Regions from separate parts of the Homo sapiens genome. Here region 2 is linked to region 1. A link is a loop called in an ENCODE intact Hi-C map of the cell type or tissue named here. Cell type or tissue: dorsolateral prefrontal cortex. All regions are shown on one strand. Links, peaks and the distances in the headings refer to the core of each region. The heading gives the core; the rest is flanking DNA.

Region 1 (10,254 bases), core at 1-8,000:
CTTAACTCTGGACTACAGGCTCTGTTCCTCCCCAGTCCCTGTCTGAGTCCCAGTAACATCCCTCACCCATTTCCTTCTGTTCTCCCTGCTGTCTCGACTTCACCATGTCCTCTCCAGGGAACTCCTGGGCATCTCACCCTGAGCAGGCTCTTGCCAGCGCTCCGTGGTCCTGGCTCCCTGTCCTCTCCACCCCGTCCCTGCTGCGTGTCTCTGTTCTCATCCTCTTCCACGCCTTTCTGCCCCCCATCTGCGCTGCTGAGCACTGCTGGAGAAACTCACCCAGTCGTGCAGACTGCTACCATGACAAGTTCATGGTCTCTGGCCCCAGTAGGGATCGCAGCTCTGCTCAGCAATCCTTCCACAGCTCTCCCCTCATTCTTTAAACCTCCCCCACTCTCTTCAAGTATTCGACTCACTCTGGCTTTCTCTCAGCAGAGCACCCACCCTTGCCTCCCACCCTACCTAGAAAGCCAAGCTACCAGGCAAGACTTCTTCCCATCCTCCCTCCCAGCCAAACTCACCTGCAGCTGCCCTGTGGCCTTGAAGTAGGGGCAGCCCTTCTCCAGTGTACAAGTCGGGGTCGGGGGACCCTCCTTGGACTTCTGGCTCCCTTTGAGTGACTGGGACCCTCTCTTGGCCTTTCCCAGTCTCACCTGTGGCTTTCAGGCTTCCCCTTCTCTTGACTTCTTCCCTATAAACGTGCCTGCGTAGTCGCGGAGCAGTGAAAGATCATGATTTGGAGTCAAGGTTCCAGCCACCTATCCACTGCACAACAGCCCCCAGCCCCCGGCTACCGAAACCGCTCTGGCAAAGGCCAGCATGATTTCCTCTCCAGCCCACTGTGGCACATGGGCTGCCGGCCATCTTCCTGACGCCTCTTTTTCCCTGCCTTTGAGGCACATCTCCTGGCTGTCCTCCCATCTCTGTGAGGGCAACTCTGCCACGTGGCCTCCATGGCTGGCTCCTCTTCTGCTGATCCTTAAGCCCAGGACTTGTCTACTCCTGGCCCATGGCCCCTCACTCCTGATGAGTGTGCCTGGGCAGCCCTGTTCCCACCTGTGACTTCCACACCCTGCAGATACTGTCGACTCTCAACACTGTCTCTGGCCCAGATCTTTCTCCTAAACTCCAGACCCACTCACCTCTCACTGGACCCTCCGGCTTGCTCCTCCTCACCCTACTCTCACTCAGTTGCCCAGGCCAGAACACAGGAAGCATCTGGTGCTTCCCCTTCCCCCAGCCCATAGCAAATAGGTTCCTTGTACCAGGTTCCTGGTAGCTCTTTCTCATATTTGACACCTCTTTCCATCCCCACTTGCCACTGGCCCAGTGCAGCCCTTATCACCTCTCCAGGATGACTGCATTAACCTCCTTCCTGGGCTCTCAGACTATGTTGTGCCCTTCCACACCACTCTCCTCTCCACTCACTGTCAGAGAGATCCTTCCAAAATGCAAAGCTCATCAAGTTACTCCTCTGCTCTAAAGCTTTCAATGGCTCCCCATTGCCTCAGAATCAGGTCTGAATACCCATGTTTAACATGCAAGGAAGGCTCCCCTTCCACTGCCCACCCTGCACCCTTTACTCCAAACAGGCCAGACATATTTCCCCAGAACGAGCCCTTTGCTGTGGAGTTTGGATGCCTCTCCTTTTTGTCTCTCAAGACTTTGCTCAAGTGCTGTTCTTCTGCGAAGCCTGCCCTCATTTCCCTCTCCAGCAGAATCAGGGCAAGCTTCTTAGAGAAGCAGGGCTTGAGCAAAGCCAGGGGCTGGTTGTGGCCTCTGCCTCCTCAATGCCTCCACTGTTCCAGCACAGACATCCATCCCTGGCTGGCATAGAGGGGTCATTCAATAAATGCTCAAGGGATGACTGGGCATGGCTGTGGGGGCGGCGTGGGCACTGTTCCTCCCTGGCACGGGGGGTTCCCTGGCTGGGGGCTGTCCCAGGGTAGCTCAAGGGCACTTGTCTGCTTCCCTCACTTCAGGCAGGGCGAGTAGAGGGCTTGGTGGACAGGCACTTTCATCTGACCTAGCCTCAGTTTCTGCCCTTGTTAAATGGGCGCCACGTGGCAGCAATGCTTACCTGTTGAGAGCTGCTGATGAGGCCACTGAAAGGATTGTGAACACTGCCATGTGTATTGCACCCTAAGCAGTTGCTTAACCTCAAGATCCTCATTTATGCAGTGGGGATGATGCTAATAATTCCCTCCTCCCTGTGTGTAGTTAGGAGTAAATGTGCTGATACCTAGGAGAGGGCCTCCAAGTCAGAAAATGTGAATGATTAGGATTGTAACTTCCCTGCCCCCTGCCGTTAGACAGCTGTGGGGACGGGGCTGCATGGCGGCTCCAAGACAGGCACCTCAGCACCTGCCCTGGGCCTTGGAGCCTGAAAGTGCTAAGTGCAGTGGCAGCCCTTGTCCCCAGCTAGCTCGGGGCTGAGTCTCCTGACCTCTGCCCAGCCTGGGACAAGGTCCTTCACCTCCTGAGGCCAGGTAGCCATTGACCAGGGCTTGCTCCAGGCCTGGCTTCCTGTCCTAGCCAGCACGTGCCCGAACCCAGCCAGCACTGGGCTCTAGTGCCAAGCTTTAAGCTCATTCATGCTCAAAAACCTTTTGCCGAGGTTCCTTATCTGGCTGCCTAGGGCTGCCTGTCAATGCAGCTCTGACTGAAGTCCTATTAGAGATTGGGGAAAGTAAGGGGGGCGAAGGGGAGGGGAAGGAGGAAGGTACCGGGAGAGAAAAGGAGGGAGAACACAAACTGATGGGGAGGGAATTCAAGATGGCTTCCCGTGCCTCATCTCAGTGATCCCCACAAAACCTGGAAAGGTAGGGAGGTCTGATGTCCTCATCCACACATGACGGAGACACATGAGGCCAAGAGGAGCGGAGAGACCTGGTCCTCCCAGATGTCCTTCCTCCTGTCCACCCATCTCAACAGCCAGCCCCTCTGTCCGCTCTCCACCTCTCCTCCCGGTCCTCTTCCATCTCTCCCCATATCACCTTGTCCACCTCCCAGCTGGTGAGAACTGGCAGGCCCTGGGGAGAGGAAGAGAGGGAGGAAGGGGAAGGGAGCCTCCCACAGGAGAATCCAGACTCTCCCTGGGTTCCATCTTTAGGTGCAGCAGAGGTGACGGGGACTGTGTGTGCTTGCGTTGGACAGCACACAGGTGTGCCTCTGAGAACCCGTGGAGCCAGGCTCATAGGTCTGGGCCCGCGGTGGGGCCGGCGGTGGCCCTGTGAGCGAATGCTGGAGGAGGGCTGATGTGGCTCTGCACATTCGAATGAACGTGCGGAGGAAAGGAGACGCACACACCCGGAACATGCAGCCCTCGGGCACGACTGAGGTCAGTGTGTGGCCGCGAGCCCCGGACTGTGTGGGGTCAGTGTGTGTGCGCGCGTGTGCACGGGACTTTGTGAGCCCGCAGACCTGCCGCTCCTGCAAGATCCGACACGCAGACACAGCGACCCCTGCTGGCCACACCGCCCCAACCACGGCGCTTGTCAGCCCCAAGCCCTAGCTGGAAGCCTGCCCAAGGGCCAGGCGAGGCAACCTGCAGGAAGCTCAGGGCCGGTAGCCCCCTCTGACTTAGTGCCTTGCCTGCCCCCGCGGGTTTGTCTCCCAAGGGTCCACTGTCCACCCTGCCGTGGCCCCCATTGGGCTGGAGGAAGAGCCCATCCTCCTGGTCATGGCTGTGTCTGTACCTGAGTCTCCTGGAGACTGAGCGGAGAAGGGCTCCCCTCTCTTCTGCGCCCCACCCGGATAGCGGGGCGGGGATGCATTGGGATAGGCTGCCTCAAGGTGGCCCCAGGGGACTCAAGCATGAGGGACTCCCTGTGTCCTCCACTCCACCCCCATCTGGCTAGAGCCCAGACCCAGGACTTGTGGACGACGAGGCGCCACGCTGTGGATTCGGTGGACGACGTCGCCCTCTGCTGGCCAGAGCTGGCACTTGCAGCCCGGCTCCCCCAGCCCGGGGCAGGTTGGAAGAAGTGGGAAGGGACACGGTGGGTGGGGGGCTGCTCCTTCCCTGGGCTCCCGGGGTTCTCACACGCAATGCCACGTGGTGTTTACTGTAAGCCTATGGGGCGGACATGAGTGGCTGACCTCTCACTTGTAGATGCTTAGACTCTAAGTGTGGAGAAGGCTGGGGGGTCTGCCACTCCTCACCCCAGCCCCTGGGACTGCCTCTCGCTGGCCAAGAACTACAGCTTCCCCTACCCCTTCTCAGTCCGTCTCCTGGCCCCGCTGGACAGGCGCTCAGGTCCAGACACCCCCAGGAGGGCAGAAGCATGTGGCTGGGGCCTCAGACTAGGCAGGCACGTGTGGGTTTCTATTAACACGACTATACTGAGCACTCACTCCAAGGCGCCTGACCATTTGTACAAGCGTTTTACCTCCAGGCGTGGTCTCATTTTCTCCTCACGACAGCACATAGCACATGAGGTCGGGAAAAGTACCCCTGTTTTGCAGATAAGGTCCTTAAAGCTCAGAGAGCTTATGTTGCCCCAAGTTTCACGGCCAGATTGGAATGAGGGTAGTTACTGACTCCAGGCTGGGCTCACTGCGAAGCTGGGCTATGCGGAGCTGTTCACTGCATGACCCCCCGCCTTTTCCTCACAGAAAGCTGACTGGTCCCAGGCATCTCATGCCCTCATCTGGTCCCCACAACTATCTTGTGAGGAAAGTGATATTTTATCCCCATTTTACAGATGAAGAGAGGGAGGCTCTGAGAGTTTAAGGAGGTTACCTAAGGAGTGTCAGTGACAGTGGGACAAGAGCAGGCTAGGACAGAGCTCAGGCCCAGAGGAGAGGACGGTGGGGACACTGGTGGGCCAAGGCATGAGAAGCCCTGGAAAAGGGGGCTGGGCCACATGTGGCTTCTGGGGGGGTCGGGGGGCTGCTCCCTCTGGGCACAGGCTCCCAGCAGGACACCTTTTTGAAAGACCAAGGTGCAGAGAAACGAGCCCAGGGCTGTGATGGAACCTGGCTGGTCACCCCCTTGCCATCTCGAGGGGCTGCGGTTGGCTCACTCCTCCGCCCTGCCTGTCACACCCTGGTACTCCCCTCAAGTGCCAGCCAAGCCCTCCTCAAGTGGCAGGGACTTGATTGACATGGCTGAGGGGGAGGGGTGGAGGGTGACTGCAGTGAGGACCCCTCCTTCCTGGCCTCTAGCTCTATTTTGATATTCGGTCTTCTCTCAGTCTCTCCCTGCTCTGTTCCCATCTCTCTGATTCTCTGGGCCTCCCATGGTCACAGTCTCCCTTTCTTCCCACAGAGCACTTGTCCTGGGGTCCCCTGGTACCCTGTGGAGATCGTGGTGGAGGATGTGGGATGACAAAGAGGAGAGGCAATGGGCCAGAGTGTCTCAAGGCACTCTGAGGAGAGACAGAGGTGGAACGTGAGTATCAGTGATTTATTGGGTAGCCCCCACTCTAAACACCAGCAGCCCCACGCATGCATCCTCACCAGAAATAAATAAGGCGGCATTCAATGAACCAGTCTGTCTTCTTCCTAAGGAGCTCTGGGGAGGGTCTGCCTCTGCCCACCTAGGGGCTGGGATCCCTTCAGCTCTTGAGGAAGGGTTGGGGAAGGTGGGGGGTGCAGGCTGCAGGCCCGCCCTTTTCTGGCCTGGCCCTTGCAGCCTGTGAGCTTGGCACTGCATTCACAATCTCTGAGGTCTGTCCCAGAGAGACCTGTCCCCAGCAGACCCCAGCCCCTGGCCCCTACCCCAGGAGTCCCATCATGGGTTCCTTCTCCCCTCTCTAACTGTGCAGCCAGGGTGACCAGCTCCTCCTCCTCAGCCAAGAGGACCGGTTGTGCAAAAAGGAAGCTTGTGTTAGGTACTTTTTCTTCTTTTCCCCCTTGGCTCAGGGGCTGAGGGGCTGGCCCCTGCCTGACACTGGTCAGCGGGTGGTCAGCTCCATGGTCTTCTTCCGCTCTTCCCGCTGCTCCTCCCAGTCCTCGTCAGGCTCATACGTGCCTTTGATGATGGCCACACGCTCACTCAGGCTCAGGGAGTTGGGGAAGAGCAGGTAGAAGTAAAGGATGGCAGCCAGGACCGCCCCCACGATGGGCCCTACCCAGAAAACCTGGTGGAGACAGGGCAGGAGTCAGGGCGCTGAGCCCCAGACCTTGAAGACCACATGCCCCCCACCCCACAGAGGACAGACCCACGGACCCTGAGAGGAGACAGACATGCAGACTTCCAGACCTTCAGGGAGAAAGACTTCCTCCCACCTCGGGGACGAATATACTGACACACCACTCCCAGGGACAGAGACATGGACCACAGACACCTAGACCCTCAAAGAAGGCAAACAGATTCCCAGAGGGACAGGCTCCCTCCAACCACACCGGAAAGAGAAGCAAATAAACCTTCAGAGGGGACACGTGGGTCCTCAGAGAGACGGATGAACAGAGCGCGTGTCCCCTCCACGCAGGGATAGAAGCAGACCCTGGAGAGAGTGACCATGAGCTTCCAAAGGGGGGGCAGACAGACTGTCCACAGGGACAGACCCACAGGAAGACTCTCCCAACCCCCTCAACAGGGACAGATAAATAAAACATCAGAGAGGACCAGCACGCAGACACCGAGGGGGACGGACACCAAATCCTCAAGGGAATTGACACAGAGCCCCTCTGCACCTCCAGGTTCAGTAGAGCCTCTTCCATAAGCGGATAGATACTCAGACTCCCTGTCCCCAGCGGTTCAGGCCATACAAAGCCACCTCTGCCCCTCTAGCTGAATCCCATCCCCTACTGTGTCCCTTTCTCTGTCAGCCACCACTCCGTGGCCCACCCCCAAGCTCTAGACCCACAGAATCCAGGTCTGGTGAGCTCTGAGCTGCCACTGCTGGGTCTCCAGGCCCTCATCTCCAGGGAGCCAGGGGAAGGGACAGACTCACCCAGTGAGCGGGGCTGAACCGATTCATGACCACCGCAGGGCCAAAAGAGCGGGCTGGGTTCATGGAGCAGCCAGTGAAGTAGATCTGGATAGAGACAGGGCGGTGGAGAGAAAGGCAACATCCTGGTCCACTCCCACAGAATCTGGACTCTCTCAAGGTTACACTGCAGTCCAGGGGCTCAGCCAGGTCTCAAACTCAGGCTGGCAACCTCTCCCTCCAAGGATCCCAGCTGCTTGGTTAACCATGGACCCTTAACTACGCCCTCCTCTCTTCTCTGCTCTGAGGTTGGGTTTGATTCCTGTCCCATCCCACCTCCTACTTACTCCCATCTTTCCTCAGCCCAGAGGTTTTGGGGGGATCAATTCTGGGGCCCAGTAGGGCCAGAGTCCAGGAGCCCTAAATCCAGGCCTTAAACTCTGCTGGACTCATCCATCTGAAGTGGGCTCCGCTCCAGGGCTCCATTATTTGCCTTGAGTGCCTGCCCCACCCTCACCCCAGCCCAATGTCGGTACTGCTCACTCCGACAAGGTGGCCCAGGGTGACAGACAGGCCAATGGACAGGGCTGGGGAGCCCACAGGGCTGGTGCGGCGGGAGTCAGTGGAGGCGAAGATGCAGAGTGCCAGCTGGAAGGTCAGAATCAGCTCCACCACCATGGCCTGGCCCTGCGTTGTGTTGTTGTTGAGCTGCAAGGGGATAGCGGGTTAGGACCCCGGCCACCTTCTGGCTGTATAGCCAGGGGCTCGGGGAGTAGGGCTTTTGGCCTCCAGGGACACTTAGAGCACCTTGGCACCTGGAAGCCAAGTCCTGTGGACATCGCCCCAGCGAAGCCATTTGTTAAAGACACTGTACATTTCATAGTTTGCACAGGCTTGAAGCTCAGGCCTGTGGCCAAAGGGCAGAGCGTCAGGGTAGCTTTTCCTGGACACGGGCCTATCAATGGCTCTGCCCAACCCCCAGCCCCCATAAGCTGGCATTTACCCTCCATCCTGTGGGCAGCTGCCCGGTTTGCCTGCCTCACACCCCATCCCGGCCTCCTGCCCGTGCCTGGCCCCATGCCAGTGCCAGCCTTAAACCCGTCTCTCCAGTGCGGCTGACTCACAGCTTGACAATGGCCAAGCAAATCCTCCTCTGTGTTTGATTAATGAACCCAGTTTGCATGGGGTTGGGGGCTGACTCTGGGGCTGCAGGAGGTGGGAGGGAGGCAGGGGTGCGGGGTTGAGGGGAGGAGCACAGGTTGGGGAAAGAGGGAACCAATACTCAACAGAAACTGCTCTGCACTGGCCCCACATTAGGGGGTTCCTATCTACGGTTTCTAAATGTGAGCCCCTTGACACCTGCTGTGGCAGACACAACCATCCCCATGGAGGCGCTGAGAACAATGAAGCACAGACAGGCCAGGGTCACCCAAAGCCGTGATGACAGCCCGCTTTTCTCTGGTGGTTCTACTCAACCGCTCCACTGAGGTGATGGGAGAGGTGAGGGGCCCAGGAGGAAGGTGGAGCTCAAAGGTGAGACAGGAGGAGGCAGAAGTTTCTGGCAGGAGAGGAGGGGTAGCAGGCATTGGAGAGAGACCAGGGTGGGCCAGCATGAGGGGAGGGGGAGAGGAGGTGGGCAGGAAGGGAGCACATATCAGCCTGGAGAGTTGCCTTCCTGGCCTTGGGAGGCTCTTGCCTTCCTGGTGAAGGGTGTGGGCTGGCCCACTCTGCGGCACCCCTTTTTTCCAGGTGGGGTAAGAGGCCTGGTCCTGAGCCCACCCCAGGGTCGAGGCTCCCACCCCCCCCCCAGGGCACTCACCGCGTTGACGGCCAGATTGCCCCGGGCATTGAGCGGTGCCACACCGTAGAGGATGCCAGCCCCGGCAATGGCGCCCACCAGCTGGGCCGCCACGTAGAAGAAAGCCCGGAGCAGCGAGATCTGGTTGCCCACCAAGAGGGCCAGGGTGATGGCGGGGTTGATGTGGCCGCCGCTCACGGGTCCCAGGGCCTGGGCCAGCGTGCCTATGGCCAGGCCAAACGCCAGCGCGATCTGCAGGATGGTAGGCAGCGCCGACGGCCACTTGAGGGCCGAGCCCAGGCCAAAGAAGACGAAGATGAGGGTGGCCAAGAACTCTGCGAACACGGCCTTGAGGAAGGCCACGGAGCACACCTCCTTCTTCATGGTGGCCGCGGGGGCCCGGCGGCAGCTGCCGCGGCGGGGGGCGCCCGTTGGGTCGCAGGCGGCGGAGGAGGTGGATGCGGCGGGGGCGGGGGCCTGGCTGCGGGGCGCCGCGCACTGTCCCGCGCCCACTCCGAGGCTGGCGGCCTGGCGCGGGCCCTGCTGGGGCGCGCTATATAGGGGGCGGGCGGCCGGGCGCGGGGCCGGCGCGGGGGGGCAGGGGGCGGCTCCTACGCTCGGGGGCCAGCGCGGCGCGCGGGTTGGGAGGCTCCAGGCCGCTGCGGGCCCGCCGCTCTCCGTCGTCCAGCGCAACCCCGGCGCGACCCCCGCCCCCCGGCCGGGGCAGCCGCCGGCCCGTCCGGGCCACGTGACCCAGGCGGCGGTGTAGACCGGCCCAGCGTCCCGGGCCCTGCGCATGATGCGCCCAGGTTGGCTCCCGCGCTCTCCTCGGTGCCGTGCGCCCCGGACTCCCTGGGAGACGGGGCTCGGTCCCGGCGCTTCACTCCGACCTCGGGGCGTCTAGCTCCGCCGGCCTTTACCGCGCTCCGTGCGCGGCCTTCCCCTTTTCTTCTCTTCGGGCTTTTGGTCCAGCTCCTCCTTTTCCTCCTGCGACCGGAGCATCCTGACCCGCCTCACCCCCGGCTGGGTCGGAGTGATGCTCGTCCCGCAGGTCGGCGCCGCTCACCTCCCTCACCGCCGGCGGCGGGGGCGGGCGGCCGGGCTGGGTCCTGCAGGGCGGTCCGGCCGTCCGACGTGGGCCGCTCCCGGCCTGGGCCGGGCGAGCTTCTGGGCTTGGAAGGCTGGCGTTTTGGGAAAAGTGGGCACCGTGCCAGCCTGCCCCGACGCTTCGCAATCCTCGACGCCCGGTAGCTGGGCAGTACCTGGACTAGGCAACGGATCCCCGGAGGCGCCCTCTCCCAGGCCGGGGTTCCCCTTGTCGACGGGACGGGACGGGGGTGTGACGTGAGGCCTTGAGACTCTGGGAGTTGGAGTGGGGGAGCAGGGGGGGTAGAGACGCACCACTGACCTCCCAAGCGCGGTCTTGGCGTCTTCCCTCTTCCTGCTAGAAGCCCCTCACCCTGGATCTAAGACTCTCCTTCTCTTCCTCCACCTCCCCTAAGTCTCCTTCAAACCCTCACTTGGTCTTGATCTCTCTCCCCTCGAAATCTGTTTCTGTCAGTCAGTCTTTGCAAAACC
Region 2 (10,254 bases), core at 647-8,646, 190 kb after region 1:
TAGGTCCCAGTGGGATCAAAGGAATTTTGGAGGTAGAGTACTAGTGGGAATAAGTTGGAAAGATGTTGGGAAGAAATGAGGTGGTGGTCACGGGATGGGCAGCATGACATTGAGAGAATGGGAATGGGAATGCGGTATTAAGGGTTGAATTGTGTCCCTCTCCCTCTAAGATGTGGAGGCCTACCCCCAGTATCTCAGAATGTGACCTTATCTGGAAATAGGGTCTTTACAGAGGTAGTCAAGTTAAAATGAGGTCATTTGGGTGGGCCCTACTCCTATTTTGACTGGTGTCTTTATAAAAAGGAGGAACTTGAAGCCAGATGGACAAGCACACAGGGAGACACCATGTATATTAGTCCATTCTCATGCTGCTAATAAATACATGCCCTAAACTCTGGGTACTTTATCAAGGAAAGAGGTTTAATTGACTCAGGGAACTTACAATCATGGTGGAAGGGGAAGCAAACATGTCCCTCTTCACATGGCAGTAGAAGGAGAAGTGCTGAGCAAAAGTGGGGAATGCCCCTTATAAAACCATCAGATCTCGTGAGAACTCACTCACTGTCACAAGAATAGCATGAGGCTACCCACTCCTATAATTAAATTACCTCCCGCTGGGTCCTTCCCACAACACATGGGGATTATGGAAACTACAATTCAAGATGAAATTTGGGTGGGGACATGGCCAAACCATATCACCATGTGAAGATGAAAGCAGAGGTCAGGGTGATGCATCCATGAGCCAAGGAACCCCAAGCATTGCCAGCAACCACCAGAAGCTGGGTGAGAGGCACAGACAGGTTCTGTCTCACAGCCTCAGAAGGAACCAACACTGACATCACCTTGATCTTGGACTTCTAGCCTCCAGAAGAAGGCTACATTTCTGTGACAATATATTTCTGCTGTCTAAGCCATCCAGTCTGTGGTACTTTGTTATGACAGCCCTAACAAACTAATACAGAGGAGGTGCAGTTATTAGTAATGACAAGGAGCAGGGTGTGGCCATGAGAGGTCTTTGGAGGAGAGGAGATCGTGGAAGTGAGAGGCCAGGGTATGGGGAGGATGTATCTACGTGAATATTGAAATCTCTTAGGACCTGGTGCAGTGGCTCACGCCCGGAATCCCAGCACTTTTGGAGGCTGGGAGGAGGATTACTTGAGCCCAGAAGCTCGAGAACAGCCTGGGCAACATGGCGAAACCCTGTCTCTACAAAAAAATACAAAAATCAGCCTGGCGTGGTGGCACGTGCCTATAGTCCCAGCTACTCAGGAGGCTGAGATGGGAGGATCGCCTGAGCCTGGGCAGTTCAGGCTGCAGTGAGCCAAGATCACACCACTGCAGTCCAGCCTGGGAGACAGAGCAAGACCCTGTCTCAAAAACAACAATAGGCCAGTGTGGTGGCTCACGCCTGTAATCCCAGCACTTTGGGTGGCCGAGGTGTGTGGATTACCTGAGGTCAGGAGTTAGACCAGCCTGATCAACATGGTGAAACCTCATCTCTACTAAAAATACAAAAATTAGCTGGGCGTGGTTGTGCGCACCTGTAATCCCAGCTACTCGGGAGGCTGAGGCAGGAGAACTGCTTGAACCCAGGAGGCGGAGGTTGCAGTGAGCCAAGATTCTGCCATTGGACTCCAGCCTGGGATATAAGACCACAACTCTGTTTCAAAACAACAACAACAAACCAAAGTCCAACCAAACAAACAAAAAGAAATCTCTAAGAATTAGGGCAGAAATCACGTTAGAGAGAATGACACTGAGGTAGGAATGAAACCTTCTAGAAACACGGAAGTAGCCCAGGGATTGGTAGGTGCATGGAAGAGGGAGGCAGCGTCCTACAACCTGAGACTCAGAGCTGAGGGATTTTAGGGAAGAAGGTTCTGAAAGCAGCACTGAAGAACAAGGAGGGCGCCTCGAGGCACAAAGGTGAGGCAGGGAAAGCTGCACCCACCTGAGGGCATTGCAGGGAGGGCCGTGTCCTCCAGGGGGAGCCAGGAACCTGCTGCCTGCGAAGGCAAAGGGAACACCAGGAGAAGATGAAGTTGGGGAGTTTTGCAGATGTAGGGCTGCGAATTCTAGAGGCAGTGGAAGGGCTTCAGGAGTTGGGAACAGACTTGGGAATGTGCAGAGCAGTTTGAGGATTAGAGTATGAGAGATGAGAGGTCATCACACGTCGATGGAGGAGCTACAAAATACGGTGGCCATTGTCTATCAATTTACCATATGGGGCCCTCACCTCCATTCTATATCTCTGTACCATTTTACATTCACACCGTGTGGATGGGGAAGTCGCGAAGATATGGGATGGCCACTGGAGACAGCGGAGAGGGGCCGGGCTGAGGACAAATCAAGGGTTTTCAAAGGAGGCTGGAGCCCAGTGGATGCTGAAGTCCAGGCATCTCCTTAGCACCAGACTGCAGGAAAGTCGGACTTCTGTGGTTGCTGCTGCTTCTCCTAGCAGGGTGCAAAGGCCTGGTTCTAGGACTAGAGAAGGAAGATTGTGGAATTGGCGAGAGGCTAAGTGGAGTGACCCAAAGCCTCCAGCTCGAGTAATACTAATAATAATACATAGGAGCAAACCCATATATAATATTTACAATGTGCCAGGCACTGTTCTAAGCACTTTATACAGATTAAGTCCATTAATCCTCGCCACAATGTTTTTGGGTAGGTATTATTGTTATTTCTGTTTTACTAGGAGAAAGTGAAGATCAGAGAACTTAAGTAACTTTCCCAATGTCAAAGCTTGTCTATGGAAGAGCTGTGAGACAAGCCCAGACAGCTCAGCCCCAGAGTCTGCATTCAAAATCACAACACAAGCCAGGTGCTGTGGCTCATGCCTGAAATCCCAGCACTTTGGGAGGCCGAGGCAAGAGGATCACTTGAGCCCAGAAGTTTGAGACCAGCCTGTGCAACATGGTAAAACCCCATCTCTACTAAAAATATAAAAATTAGCCAAGTGTGATGGCGGGCGCCTGTAATCCCAGCTACTCGGGAGGCTGAGGCAGGAGAATCACTTGAACCCGGGAGGTGGAGGTTACAGTGAGCTGAGATCGTGCCATTGCATTCCACCCTGGGTGACAGAGTAAGACTCCGTCTCAAAACAAAAAAAAAAGGAAGCAAGATAAAGTGGAGGGATTAAGGGGCAGGACTGGGCTTGTAATGCAACCAAAGTGTAGGTGAGGAGGGGGCAGAGGAAGTGAGAACTGAATAACGTGGCTGTGGCCTGAGAGTAGGAGAGCAGATGATGAAATGGGGCTGGGGCGGGTGAGCATCCCTGCAGGAGACCAAGAAGCTGGGTTGGGGAGGTTCAGCCACAGGAGCCCTGGGGTATCCCAAGTGACATGAACGAGGGGGAGAGGACACCTGGATACAGGTGTGATAAATGCAGAGAACAGTTCATGCGAGAGTGATCAGGCAGGCCCAGTCAGGTGGCAAATGCCATCAAGAAATCAGGTTTCTCCCGCTGACTCAGGAAGCCAAGAAGATAGCATTGGGGGCCTTCTCTAAGGCAGGAGCATTCCCAGGAACTGTTTTTAAAATAACAAATATAAATTTGCCACATATGTTCTTTGTTTTCGATTCCTTCAACTTAAAAAAATATATTGTTGGCCAGATGCAGTGGTTCACACCTGTAATCCCAGCACTTTGGGAGGCTGAGGTGGGCGGATCACTTGAGGCCAGGAGTTAGAGACCAGCCTGTGCAACATGGTGAAACACGTAGCCATCAGATGGTGCAACCGAGGCAGCGCCCATCCGAGACGTTTGTAGGCCTGAACTGCCACCCTGTGGTGGGAAGAGGAAATATGCAGAGTGCCTTCCTTTCACCCTTTGTGACCAATGCACCAAATCCTGACCACAGTCTCCCCAACCCATTGCAGGCCTTGGACAAAGTGCAGAGAATAAAAATATATGCGCTTGACGGACAGAAACTCCTCCCTGGCCTTATCTGTTTCTCCTGGAAGTAACCCTGCCAGTCCTTCCCCCAGCCTGGCATGGGAGGCGGGGGACACTTATCCTACAGTCAGCCCAAAGGTAGAAAGCGTTGGCAAGGGAGCAGGATGGATGGTGAGCCTTGTCTGCTTTTCATACCCTGGCCTTCCTAAAGTCAGGACGCACTTCGGGTGACCTCCCTCCCCATGCCGTGCCTCCACTTTCAGGCCTTCATTTTCTCATCCAACCACGTTGTTAATTTGCAGACCTTCACACCTAGTAGGTGTGAAACGCTGAGCCAGACAGCAGGAATTCAGAGGTGAATGGGGCTCCCAGTTCCAGTGGGTGATGCCAACAGCCCCCAGGTGACTCCAGCCGTGCTGTGATGGAGGGAGGCCCCAGAAGAGGCTCCTCTAACAGTCTTGAGGGCTCAGAGGAGACTTCCTAGAGGAGGCGATATCAAAACTAAGACCTGTGGCCGGGCGAGGTGGCTCACACCTGTAATCCCAGCACTTTGGAAGGCCAAGGCGGGTGGATCACTTGAAGTCAGCAGTTCGAGACCAGCCTGGCCAACATGGTGAAACTCCGTCTCTACTAAAAATACAAAAATTAGGCGTGGTGGCAGGCGCCTGTAATACCAGCTACTCGGGAGGCTGAGGCAGAAGAATCACTTGAACCCGGGAGGCAGAGGTTGCAAGTGAGCCTAGATTTCACTACTGCACTCTAGCCTGGGCGATAGAATGAGACTGTCTAAAAAAACAACAACAAAAAAACCCCCACAGAACAACCTAAGACCTGCAGGGTAGGTACGACTGACCCAGGCAGAGAGGGTGGAGTGAGAGCTCTAGGCAGAAAAAGAAAAATGCCAATCAATGTGTAACAGTGAGGGATCTAGTGGAATATTCTAGCATAAAAATGAGTCTCATCGCTGGGGCACTGAAATATGGGAGGACAGAGGTAAGTCAGAGCCTGGGAAGTATGAGTTTGGACTTTATCTAAAGAGCAAAGATGAGCCATTGAAAAGTTCAGTGTAGAAAGGCCCTTCTAGAAGTAGTGCAGTGGGTTGGGGAGACTGTGGTCAGAATTTAGTGCACTGGTCACAAAGGGTGAAAGGATGGCACTCTGCATATTTCCTCTTCTCGCCACAGAGTGGTAGTTCAGGCCTGCAAACCTTTCAGATGGACTGCAGAGATCCAAGACTAGTGAGGAGGCTGGGACAATAATCCAGGTGAGATTCAGTGAGGCCTAAACCTAGGCAGTGGCAGAGGGGATGGAGAACCGTGGAATCAAAGTTTCCACACACTCCTTAAGTGGTGAGGTGCCTGGGTTTCCTGATGGAGCCTTTGAGATCCATCTAAGTTGTTGTATGTGTCTGTGGTTCATTCTTTGTATTGCAGAGTAGTATTCCATTGTATGGATGTACCACAGTTTGTTTGTTCATTCATTCACATATTGAAGAATATTTGGGTTTGTCCCAGTTGTAGGCTATTAAAAATAAAGCCTCTCTGAACATCTGTGTACAGGTTTCTTTTTATCTTTTTGAGACTGAGTCTTACTCTGTCGCCCAGGCTGGAGTAAAGTGGAGCAATCTCGGCTCACTGCAACCTCCACCTCCTGGGTTCAAGTGATTCTCCTGCCTCAGCCTCCCAAGTAGCTGGGATTACAGGTGCAGGCCACCACACCCGGCTAATTTTTGTATTTTTAGTAGAGATGGCGTTTCACCTTGTTGGCCAGGCTGGTCTTAAACTCCTGACCTCAAGTGATTCACCCACCTCGGCCTCCCAAAGTGCTGGGATTACAGGCATGCTGTGCCTGGCCTCATGTAGAGGTTTCTGTGTGAACACAAATTTTTATTTCTCTAGGGTAAATACCCAGCAGTACAATTGCTGGGTTGTATGGTTAATGTATGTTTAATTTTATAAGAAACTGCGAAATTGTTTTCCAGAGAGTCTGTACCATGTTACCTCACCACCAACGACGTTCAATAGATCCAGTGTACCATGTTACCTCACCACCAGCGACGTTCAATAGATCCAGTTGCTCCACATTCACACGAGCACTCAGTATTATCACTTCAAAAAAATTTTAGCCATTCTAGTAGGTGTGTAGTAGTATTTAATTGTTGCTTTAATTTGCATTCCCTTAATGTCTAATAATGTTGAACAACTTTTTTTTCTTTTTTTTTTTTTGAGACAGGGTCTTGCTCCGTGGTCCAGGTGGGGGTGCAGTAGTGCAATCACAGCTCCCTGCAGCTCAGCCTCCTGGGCTCAAGTGATCCTCCCAACTTCCCAACTCAGCCTCCTGAGTAGCTGGGACTACAGGTGCATGCCACCAAACCCAACTAATTTTTAAATTTTGAACATATTTTCATGTGCAATTTGCCATTTGTGTATCTTCTTTGGTGAAGTAGTGAAGTTCAAGGAGCTGACATTTTTATGGTTTAAAAATGTGCCAAGTTGGCTGGGCGTGGTGGCTCACGCCTGTAATCCCAGCACTTTGGGAGGCCGAGGCGGGTGGATCACGAGGTCAGGAGATCAAGACCATCCTGGCTAACACGACGAAACCCCATCTGTACTAAAAATGCAAAAAATTAGCCAGGTGCAGTGGTGGGCGCCTGTAGTCCCAGCTACTCAGAAGGCTGAGGCAGGAGAATGGTGTGAACCCGGGAGGCAGAGCTTGCAGTGAGCCGAGATCGTGCCACTTAACTCCAGCCTGGGCGACAGAGCGAGACTCTGTCTCAAAAAAAAAAAAAAGAAAAAAAAAATGTGCCAAGTCAGGCTGGGCTCGGTGGGTCATGCCTATAATTTCAGCACTTTGGGAGGTCAAGGTGGGTGGATCATCTGAGGTCAGGAGTTTGAGACCAGCCTGGCCAACATGGTGAAACCCCGTCTCTACTAAAAAAAAAAAAAAAAAAAAAAAAAAATTAGCCGGGCGTGGTGGCGGGTACCTGTAATCTCAACTACTCAGGAGGCTGAGGCAGGAGAATTGCTTGAACCCAGGAGGCGGCGGTTGCAGTGAGACTCTGTCTCAAAAAAAAAAAGAAAAGAAAAGAAAAGAAAAAAGTGCCAAGTCATCCATACGTCTATTCCTAACTTCTTCCCTTAGCTTTAGATTCATATCCCAATGTCCCCTGGCATCTGCAAGGGTGTCCCACACCACTGCAATCTCAGCATGTCAGAGCCAAAACTACCATCCCACCCACAGACCTGGGCCTCCCTAGTGGAAGAACTAACATTTAGAAGTTTTATTATGGGCTGAACACACTTCTAAGTTGTTTACATACAGTAAGACAGGGATCTTGTCATTGTGTGAATATGGTAAAATATACTTACACAGACCTAGATGGCGTAGCCTACTATTCACCTAAGCTCTATGGTATCGCCTGTTGTTCCTAGGCTACAAACCTGTACAGCATCTTACTGTACTGAATACTATAGGCAATTATAGTAACACCATGATGAGCATTTGTGAATTTAAACATAGAAAAGGTACAGTAAAAATATAGTATGATAATCTTTTTTTTTTTTTTTTTAGATGGAGTCTTGCCCTGTTGCCCAGGCTGGAGTGCTGTGGCGTGATCTTGGCTCACCTCACTGCAACCTCCGCCTCGCGGGTTCTAGCAATTCTCCTGTCTCAGCCTCCCAGGTAGCTGGGATTACAGGCATGCACCACCATGCCCAGCTAATTTTTGTATTATTAGTAGAGACGGGGTTTCACTATGTTGGTCAGGCTGGTCTTGAACTCCTGAGCTCGTGATCTGCCTGCCTCGGCCTCCCAAAGTGCTGGGATTACAGGTGTGAGTATAGGACCACCATCATATAAGCAGCGTGTCATTGGCCAAAACATCATATGGCACATGACTGTATTTTATTAATTTAATTCTCACAATAGTTCTATACAGGAAGTACTATTATTACTTCCATTTTACACATGGGAAAATGAGACACAGAAAGGCTGAGTAACTCTCCCAAGCTTGCACAGTTGGCAGGTAGCTGGTAGGACCATCCTGACCCCCTGAGAATCATCCTTGATCTCCTGTCTTTCTCACCTCCCCATGTCTCATTAATCACTAAGGCCTGGAGATTTTACCTCCAGAATATTTTAGTCCATTGTCTCCTGTCCTTATGACTACTGCTCTACTTCACATCATCTTTTCTCTTGCCTGGACCATTATGCCTTTTTTGTTTCTTTAGTTTTCCATGATAGAACATTTCAAACACAAAAGGAGAGAGAATCGTACAATCAATGTCCATTGCCTAGCCACAACCGATATAAACTCATAACCATTCATATTATCTATACCCTCTACTTTCTTCACTCCCTGCCACCATTCAACTATTTTTTTTCTTTTTCAAAAATTCTTTTAGCATTTTGTACACTGACAAAGTGGTAAAAGAAAATGACTGAAACTTAAATGTAAAAGAACACTTCATAATTAATTGTATACATTTATCTTAAATGTCAGTGAAAAATAAACTATTATAAAAAACAGGACAAAGTATATCACAAAGAAGCAAGAATTAGAAAAAAATAATAAAAAGATATCCAACTATGAAAAGTATGGCCCTCTTGGTGCCTTCACACCCTTCTGTTCTGTGTACTGATGTACTTTTCTTGGATAAATGTAGCCCATACTCATTCTTTTTTTTTTTTTTTTTTTTTTGAGACAGTCTTACTCTATCACCCAGGATGGAGTGCAGTGTGTGATCTCAGCTCACTGCAGCCTCCACCTCCCGGGTTCAAACAATTCTCCTGCCTCAGTCTCCTGAGTAGCTGGGACTACAGGTGTGCACCACTGCGCCTGGCCAATTTTTGTACTTTTTTTTTTGAGATGGAGTCTCACTCTGCCGCCCAGACTGGGGGTGCAGTGGCACGATCTTGGCTCACTGCAAGCTCCACCTCCTGGGTTCACGCCATTCTCCTGCCTCAGCCTCCCTAGTAGCTGGGACTACAGGCGCCTGCCATCACGCCTGGCTAATTTTTTTTGTATTTTTTAGTAGAGACGGGGTTTCACCATGTTAGCCAGGATGGTCTTGATCTCCTGACCTCATGATCTGCCCGCCTCTGCCTCCCAAAGTGCTGGGATTACAGGCGTGAGCCACCGCTCCTGGCCTTTTTTTTTTTTTTTTTTTTTTTTCAGTACAGAAGGGGTTTCACCATGTTGGCCAGGCTGGTCTCAAATTCCTGCCCAACTCAGCCTCCCAAAGTGCTGGGATTACAGGCATGAGCCACTGTACCCAGCTTCCCATACTTATTCTTTGGTTGTATATATTCTTCTGTCTACCCCAAGGCTATATTCATGTAGCCATCCAGGCAAGCCAGGACCCCTCAATAATCCACTCTATAATTTAATTTTACCACAATTGGTCATCCGATGATTTGCTATAAGAAGTCACTAGGGATTTGCTTCTGAAGACTCATTTTAACAATCCTAAATCTCACGGGTGGGATCCAGAACCCTCACTCCAGGCACTCCACAAGCCCAACTGAGTATTTTGATGCAAATCTCAGACATCATAGTAATTAATCCATACTTATTTCAGTATGCATCTTTAATTTTTATTTATTTATTTATTTTTGAGATGGAGTCTCGCTCTGTCACCCAGTCTGGAGTGCAGTGGTGAGATCTCGGCTCACTGCAACCTCCACTCCCAGGTTCAAGCGATTCTCTTGCCTCAGCCTCCCGAGTAGCTGGGACTATAGGCGCCCACCACCACACCTGGCTCATTTTTGTATTTTTAGTATAGACCGGGTTTCACCATGTTGTCCAGGCTGGTCTTGAACTCCTGACCTCAGGTGATCCGCCCACCTCGGCCTCCCAAAGTGCTGGGATTACAGGCGTGAGCCACCGCGCCTGGCCAGTATGCATCTTTAAAAGATAACTTTTGAAGAATGCAATCATAACATTATTAGCGTTATGCATTAATAATATTTCTTTATCATGTAGTCAGTGTTTGAGCTGTTATCTATTGCTGTGTAACACAGTGGTTTAAAACAGCAATAAATGTATTATTGCTCACAGTTTCTGTGGGCCAGGCATTCAGAAACAGATTGGTAGATTGGTGAGGCAGTTCTGGCTCAGTGTCTCATGAGACTGTAGTCACCTGAAAGTTTGAAACTGGAGGATCTGCTTTCATGGTGGCTCCTTCCCACTGGCTGGCAAGTCGGTGCTGGCTGTGGGCAGGGGGCTCCAGTCTTCACTTCAAGGCTTTCCACACAGGGCGGCTTGAATGGCCTCAGAACCTGTACTTAGTTTCACTCAGAGCAAGTGATCCAAGGAGACAAGGAGGAAGCTGCAATTCCTCTGAAGACCTGGCCTCA

Evidence for each region. Peaks named below come from ENCODE experiments on the same cell type or tissue, not always from the same donor. Only the 100,000 strongest peaks of a DNase experiment are listed, where the experiment ranks them.
Region 2: it touches region 1 in a loop (2.5-fold over the local background); 31 of 110 quality-filtered maps call a loop at or near these places.

Annotation. Positions count from the first base shown.
Region 1 is chr12:49,960,824-49,971,077 of GRCh38, reverse strand. AQP5 (aquaporin 5) reads right to left here and starts at 9,206. Exons shown (of 4, transcript NM_001651.4): 1 at 8,698-9,206; 2 at 7,422-7,586; 3 at 6,903-6,986; 4 at 5,396-6,086. The coding sequence starts at 9,060. The coding sequence ends at 5,901. It overlaps LOC105369764 (a long non-coding RNA gene), which reads left to right. Exons shown (of 3, transcript XR_001749143.2): 2 at 5,273-5,395; 3 at 6,159-6,576. It overlaps AQP5-AS1 (AQP5 and AQP2 antisense RNA 2), which reads left to right and starts at 8,295. Exons shown (of 3, transcript NR_110591.1): 1 at 8,295-8,411. RefSeq lists enhancers at 3,758-4,052, 3,825-4,448. In dorsolateral prefrontal cortex, for the core only: CTCF peaks have their summits at 3,389, 3,600 and 3,882 (motif pointing left); DNase peaks (open chromatin) are centred at 1,917, 3,477, 3,897, 7,957 and 1 weaker place; H3K4me3 peaks cover 1,076 bases; H3K27ac peaks cover 3,798 bases.
Region 2 is chr12:49,770,060-49,780,313 of GRCh38, reverse strand. It overlaps the pseudogene LSM6P2. Among named protein-coding and RNA genes, the nearest start is that of TMBIM6, 34 kb to the right of the region's middle. RefSeq lists enhancers at 3,692-3,741, 3,842-4,071. In dorsolateral prefrontal cortex, for the core only: CTCF peaks have their summits at 1,985 (motif pointing right), 3,585 and 3,787 (motif pointing left); DNase peaks (open chromatin) are centred at 1,981 and 3,763; H3K4me3 peaks cover 340 bases.